Linked DNA regions of Homo sapiens: region 2 is linked to region 1. A link is an interaction called in ENCODE POLR2A ChIA-PET data of the cell type or tissue named here. Cell type or tissue: K562. All regions are shown on one strand. Links, peaks and the distances in the headings refer to the core of each region. The heading gives the core; the rest is flanking DNA. Region 1 overlaps PRKN (parkin RBR E3 ubiquitin protein ligase). Region 2 overlaps AGPAT4 (1-acylglycerol-3-phosphate O-acyltransferase 4).

What was found. ChIA-PET counts read pairs that join two places held together with the same protein. Peaks named below come from ENCODE experiments on the same cell type or tissue, not always from the same donor. Only the 100,000 strongest peaks of a DNase experiment are listed, where the experiment ranks them.
Region 2: POLR2A ChIA-PET joins it to region 1 with 8 read pairs; 3 of 35 experiments call an interaction of 5 or more read pairs at or near these places.

The regions. Positions count from the first base shown.
Region 1 is chr6:161,427,404-161,430,314 of GRCh38, reverse strand. The region is part of intron 9 of PRKN (parkin RBR E3 ubiquitin protein ligase); the gene reads left to right. Among named protein-coding and RNA genes, the nearest start is that of AGPAT4, 150 kb to the right of the region's middle. In K562, for the core only: no CTCF peak of the experiment used is centred there; no DNase peak of the experiment used is centred there; H3K27me3 peaks cover 786 bases.
Region 2 is chr6:161,260,874-161,263,784 of GRCh38, reverse strand. All of the region lies in intron 1 of AGPAT4 (1-acylglycerol-3-phosphate O-acyltransferase 4), which reads left to right. Among named protein-coding and RNA genes, the nearest start is that of AGPAT4, 12 kb to the left of the region's middle. In K562, for the core only: no CTCF peak of the experiment used is centred there; DNase peaks (open chromatin) are centred at 1,794 and 2,234.

The DNA.
Region 1 (2,911 bases), core at 261-2,760:
CAGTGATTAGGTCCTAAGGACTCTACCCTCATGGATGGATTAATGCCCTGTGTTTCATAACATAGTTACAATAATAATCGTACAGTGAACAGCCTTGGAAGATAGAGATACTGTCTCTTTCCGCAGCAGAGGGGAAGTTTGCTTATAACAAAGACAATGTCTCCCTCTGTTGACAATGGCAGTCCTGCTCACGGCCCATTATAAAAGACTCAGATTCCCTAAAGTCAGGGTCCTCACACCTGTAATGCAACCCATGCCATGTGCAGCTGCCATCTGGTCCATTTCAAACCACCCTGTGAGAACTGGGATTTGAGAAACCAGCACAGGAAAAAAGATATTGCTGTAAATAATGCATGGTCCTTTGTCTCTGACCCAGGAACCTCTGGTCTTCTCCTGGCCTCCGTAAAACTGAGCAGACTAACTTGTTAGCTTGCAAAGAAAGCAAAATCTTGGATCCTTCACAGTTCCTGACAAGAATTAAAATGAAGTCTTCTCTTGGTAGCTACCTGGAGCCATGAATATTTCCAGGTATCCAAGTGGCCATACTCACTTAGGAGTATTCTGAATTACTGAAGAAAAGGCCCATTAATGACTCTGAAACTCACCCTCCTCCCACACACCCTCGGACTGGAACTTCTGGATTCCTCTTTCTTCATTGATCTACTTGTGGCCCAAACCTGAAACCAGCAGCCATCTCCGTGGCCTCCCTGGCCCTCCCGCTTCACATCCAGGTTCTTCTAGTTCCATCTCAGAATGTTTTCTGAGCTCTGGAACTTGCTTCCATTTCCTTCTTCTAGCAACATCCTAGCCATTGCAAGGTCTCAGCTCTGGGGATACCACCCTGCCTCACCACATTCGTGTTATTTCTCCGTCCCTCTTAACCATGGCTCCCCAGGTTGCCTGTTTTCCCACACATAGAGCAATAGCACTTAGGGCACTGCTGTGTTATAATGACCTGTTTACTTGCCCATGACTGACTATAAGCTCCCTGAGGGCAGGAACTTTCTCAATCTTGTTTACCATTGTATTCCACACCTAGCCCAGCACCTAGCATGTCTCAGCACTTGATCAGTATTTGCTGGGTAAATCTATAAATGAATAAATGAGTAAATGAGCAAGAATATATAAATTGTATCTTACATCATATGAAGTGTGATATAGGTGATAGGAGCATTCACTCTGAAGGAAAGGTGAATATCTCAAGGCACAATCAAGGTTAGCAAAGGTGCCATCTGCAGGTGTCCTGTCTAAGAGAAGTTTAGCTTCAGGAACATCTTACGTTATCTCTTGGACATGAGCAAAACTTTCCCCCTTCTTGAACCAGCTGACCTGAGCTGGTCTGCCAGCCTTCCAGTCTTAGGGCAGGAATGTATGCCTGGCCATCAGGAAGAAGGTGGGAGAAACCAGGGACCCCTAGCCATAGGTCAGCACATGATAGAGGCCTGCTTGAAACACTGGCAGGGTGGCCATGTAGGACTTACACAGTCATCTGCCTGCAAAAACATGACTTGAAATACATGAATGCTTGCCCATATATGACAAGATGGAGGTTTTCCAAGGTAGAGGTACTCAGGCAGAAAAATGAAAGAAAAAAAATGTGAATGTGCTTTTTTTGGTTGTGAGCTTTATTATATGTGTGAATTGCTGATTCTTTAGCAAGACAGTAGCAGTTGACAAAGAATCGCCCTTCAGATGTGTGGAAAAACACTCAGAGAACACAGCAAACCGCCAAACAATCAAAGGCAGCCACAATGCCACACACTTAGAGATGCAAGAAGGTGCCACGGCCTTTATGGCTGCTGCCCTGGGCACGGGCATCTGCGATGCCAGCCAGGTTCGAAGATGGACGGAGCAGCCGCCTGTCTCTCCATGAGGCTCGTGTGGACCCTGAAGCTCACAGACTCCGGCGGATGGCAGGCTTCTGTCTGCACTCTCCACCCCAGCAGCCCGTCCTGCCTCCCTCTGCCCCTCTCTGCCAGTCCCAGCAGGAATCTGACACCTTATACCTTCCTCAATATCAGGTAGCAGTCAATGGAAGGAAAAATGCTGGAGTCTTTTGATAAAGGATTGGATTCTTTTAAGCCAGTTATTAATGTATTTCATTCAGAATGTGAGTAGAAGAAAGAAGTTGCCCTATGTTGCCCTGAGATGGAGGCGCACGGCTTTGAGGAAGGCCCCCACAGTGCAAGTGCCAGAAGATGCAGGTGGAAGAGCATCACTCATGCGTGTGAGCTGTGTCCAAATGCCGAGCTCCACGGAGACACACTCAGACTGCAGCGAGCTTCCTTCTGCAACCATGCAAGTGTCACCCTCTGTCGGGACCCTCTGAGCCCATCCCCGCACCAAAGCTTCTCTCCAGTGCTGGAAACCTCTGTTTTCAGGTATATCGACAAGAGTGATTTCAGTCTGGAGTCACGCCTGGAGTCATGACTGATTTGCTTGAGAAGCCAGTGCAAATCGCTGAGCCACAGCATATGGAAATCTGCAGATTGCAAGTGAAACGTGGGATTCATCAAAAGCCTGATTGCGTACTCTTCCATGACACTTGATACATGGGATTATGATGTGACTTTATCTATCTATTTGAATACTTCCAACCTCAGCAAAGGCCTAAATGTAGAACACAGTGGCAGTGAAACAACTCTACCCTCAAGAAATATATACTTTACATCCATGTCACAAAACGTCTTCCAATTGTGTTTCACTTTCACATGTCAGATTTCATGTAATGATTGCTAATTACTAGCAACCCAGACAAGATATAGACTTATGAAATTGCCTCATGAGTTTAGTGATTTTTCAGCAACTGGAAGGAAATAGAAAATCCTTGGGTCAGTTCTACCTGAGTTCTAATCCCAGCTGTGTCTTTTACGAGCTGGTGGGCTTGAGTAAGTTATTCAACTTTTGTGTG
Region 2 (2,911 bases), core at 255-2,754, 170 kb after region 1:
GCCCCCCAAATCATGTGGAAATCTGGAAGTTACTTAAGACCAGATGATGTAATGAAGATGTTGTGGGGGTCACTGAAATCCTCATTTGGACTCCATCTCTAGAGGAATAATAGGGTTAAAGTTTGAGAGGAGGTCGGGGGAGAGGACCAGAGAGATATTTTAAATGTGCCTAATTCTTTTAATTATTTATATTCATTCCAATTTTTGCCACATTAGGACTTATCTCCTGCTTTCCATTCCTTCTGTCTTCCCCAATGGCTGAACTGTTGTCTTTTTCTTGTTTGTTTTTGTTTTTCGAGAGAGTCTCGCTCTGTTGTCCAGGCCAGAGTGCAGTGGCATGATCTTGGCTCACTGCAACTTCTGCCTCCCGGATTCAAGCAATTCTCCTGCCTGAGCCTCCCCAGTAACTGGGATTACAGGTGCCCGCCACCACACCCAGCTAATTTTTTGTATTTTTAGTAGAGACAGGGTTTCACCATGTTGGCCAGGCTGGGACTACAGGCATGAACTACTGCGCCCAGCCTGTTGTTTGTCTTTTTAAAGAGAGCCTGGTCTTCAGCAGCTTCTATATAGCTTTCCTCACCGGGGGAAATGCACCTTCCTTAAGCATCCAAGGTGGCTGGGAATCTTGGTGGTGGGGTGGGGTGGGGCAGGCAGGTGTGAGAAACACCCCGCCCACCGCCGCCGAGAATATGTCTGCCTTTGCTCTTTTTCCTTCTCTGTCTCTTCTGATGGTCTGATGGGTGGATGGAGGGTGGCTTGGGTCTGTCTCTTCTGCCTCTGGTCACTCGCCTTGGTGGGCCTTCCCTCGCTTTCTCTGGAATAGCCCAGGGCTTGCTTTGCTCCTCCTGGCCTCTCTTCCTCGGTCATTCCCTGCAGACAAGGACTGGCCACCTCAGCTCTCACGGCTCGCTGGCATCTTTCATCAGCACTGTTTATGACGTTATCCTCATGTTCTCCTAGAGGTTTTTTTCACTGGAGTTATCTTTTGAACTCAAAACAAAAGAGGCGTGTGAAATGTACCAGTTCAAGTCCCAAGAAGCTACCCAAAGGGTGCCCCTCACTATGAGGGTCTCACTCCCCCGTGGGACTGAAGAATAATCGGACCCAAACCTTCTGAGCAAAGGAAGAAGTGGGGTAGAGCTTGCAGTGGGTCAGAAGGGGAGAACTCAGCCCCTAAGAGCCCCAGTAAGCCTGTGTTTTTACAATAAGATGTGGAAGGAGGAACTCTAGGCTGGGGACTTTGCCCAGGGACAAGCAAACCAAGTTTTATTTGCTATGAGAGAATAATGAGGAGGGGGAAAAAAAAAAGGAATGAGCTAGTATAGAGCCAGCTGTGGAAGAGTTTGGGGTTTGGGGAGCTCACACACAGCAGTGGGAAGTAGCCCCTGTGTGGCAGGGACAGACGCGGCAGCTGGCCACCATGGCTGCAGCTCCATCACGCTTTTCAGGTCCTGGCAGCAGAGTCTAACCCATGTTCTCAACATTGCCTGCACATGAGGATCACCTAGGAAGCATTTTAAAAAGGACTTCCTGGGCCCCACCTTGGACCAACCAATTCAGGCTCATTTTTTTTTAAGTTCTATAAATGATTATGGGCTGAGAGGACTGGAACCTCAGGATAGAAGGAGGGTGGCTAGCCAGAAGAGGGTGACTTTGAAAAAAAAGAAACCCAGAGCCAGGGCCCAGGCTGTGGTGATGGCACAGTGATGATAATGATGACCACAGCGACATTTAAGATGATGTACCAGGCAAAGGTCTACGGATAATCCTCACCACCAGCCCTCGACTAGGAACTCTTCTTATCTCCATTTCACAGATGGGGAGCCTGGGGGTCAGCAGTCTTCCCAGGGCTGCACAGCTCATACAGGCAAACTGGGTCTCTGGCCCAGGAGCCCCTACCCAGGTGTGAAGGTCAATGCCTGTTCACTCTCCAGCCTCTTTGGATATGCAGCATTCACAGCTCTGTGCTAGGAAAATGCAGTCAGAAGCCGAAGGTCCACTCATAAAGAAAGAGAAAAGGAATAAAGAGGGCAAAACCAGGTGGAGGAAACCCCCTTACAAACATGTATTCCTAGAAAAGAGGTAGAGCTCAATTACTGACTTGTCCCATGTCAAATGTAGCTTACAAACACTACATGATTAGCTGGATTTGTGGAAGGTAAAATATCCCTCCGTTGGCTTTGTTAATGATGATGCCTTACCCGGTCTCAGGGTAGCAGCTACGTCCCTCTGACAGGTCCCATCATGAGTCAGCCGTGAGCCGGGCGTTTCCCTGGAGCAGTGTGGTGAATGTGACTGACCATTCAGTTCATTCATTCTATGGATATTTATTAACCACCTCTCATGCCAGGTCTGTGCTGGGAGCTGTGGATATGATGGTGAAAGACACTCAGCTCCTGAGGAAGCCTGCTTCGTGGGATGGCAGATATACACACGAAGGGAAATAGCACTTGTCAACGTCATGTGGCCCAGGACTGTGCCGGGTCTTTTCTGTTGTTTGTCTCATGGACTCGTGCAGTCAGTAAGTGGCCACATTCTGTGACAGTGAGCTTCATGGCTAATAGAGAAGGGGCCATGAGAAACAGGGAAAGATGCACCTGACTGTTCAGCGGGAGGCAGGGAGGAGAAGGAGCTGGCTTAAGCAGGGGTTGGAAGGATAAACACATGTTTGGCAAGTCAACAGTGGGAGAAAAGGGGGAGGGAAGGGCATCAGGCAGGTGGAACGGAATACACGAGCTCGGAGCACCAGAGTGAGCCCTGCTCAGGAAATTCTAGAAGGCGAAGACGTGGTTCAGTGTGCACTCCTCTAAGGAGATTTCCTGACCTCCTCATGGCCCTGCCTGGTGAAATCAGGTGTCCTAACCCTGACGTTTATTTATTTTTTCTTTTTTTTGAGACAGGCTCTCAC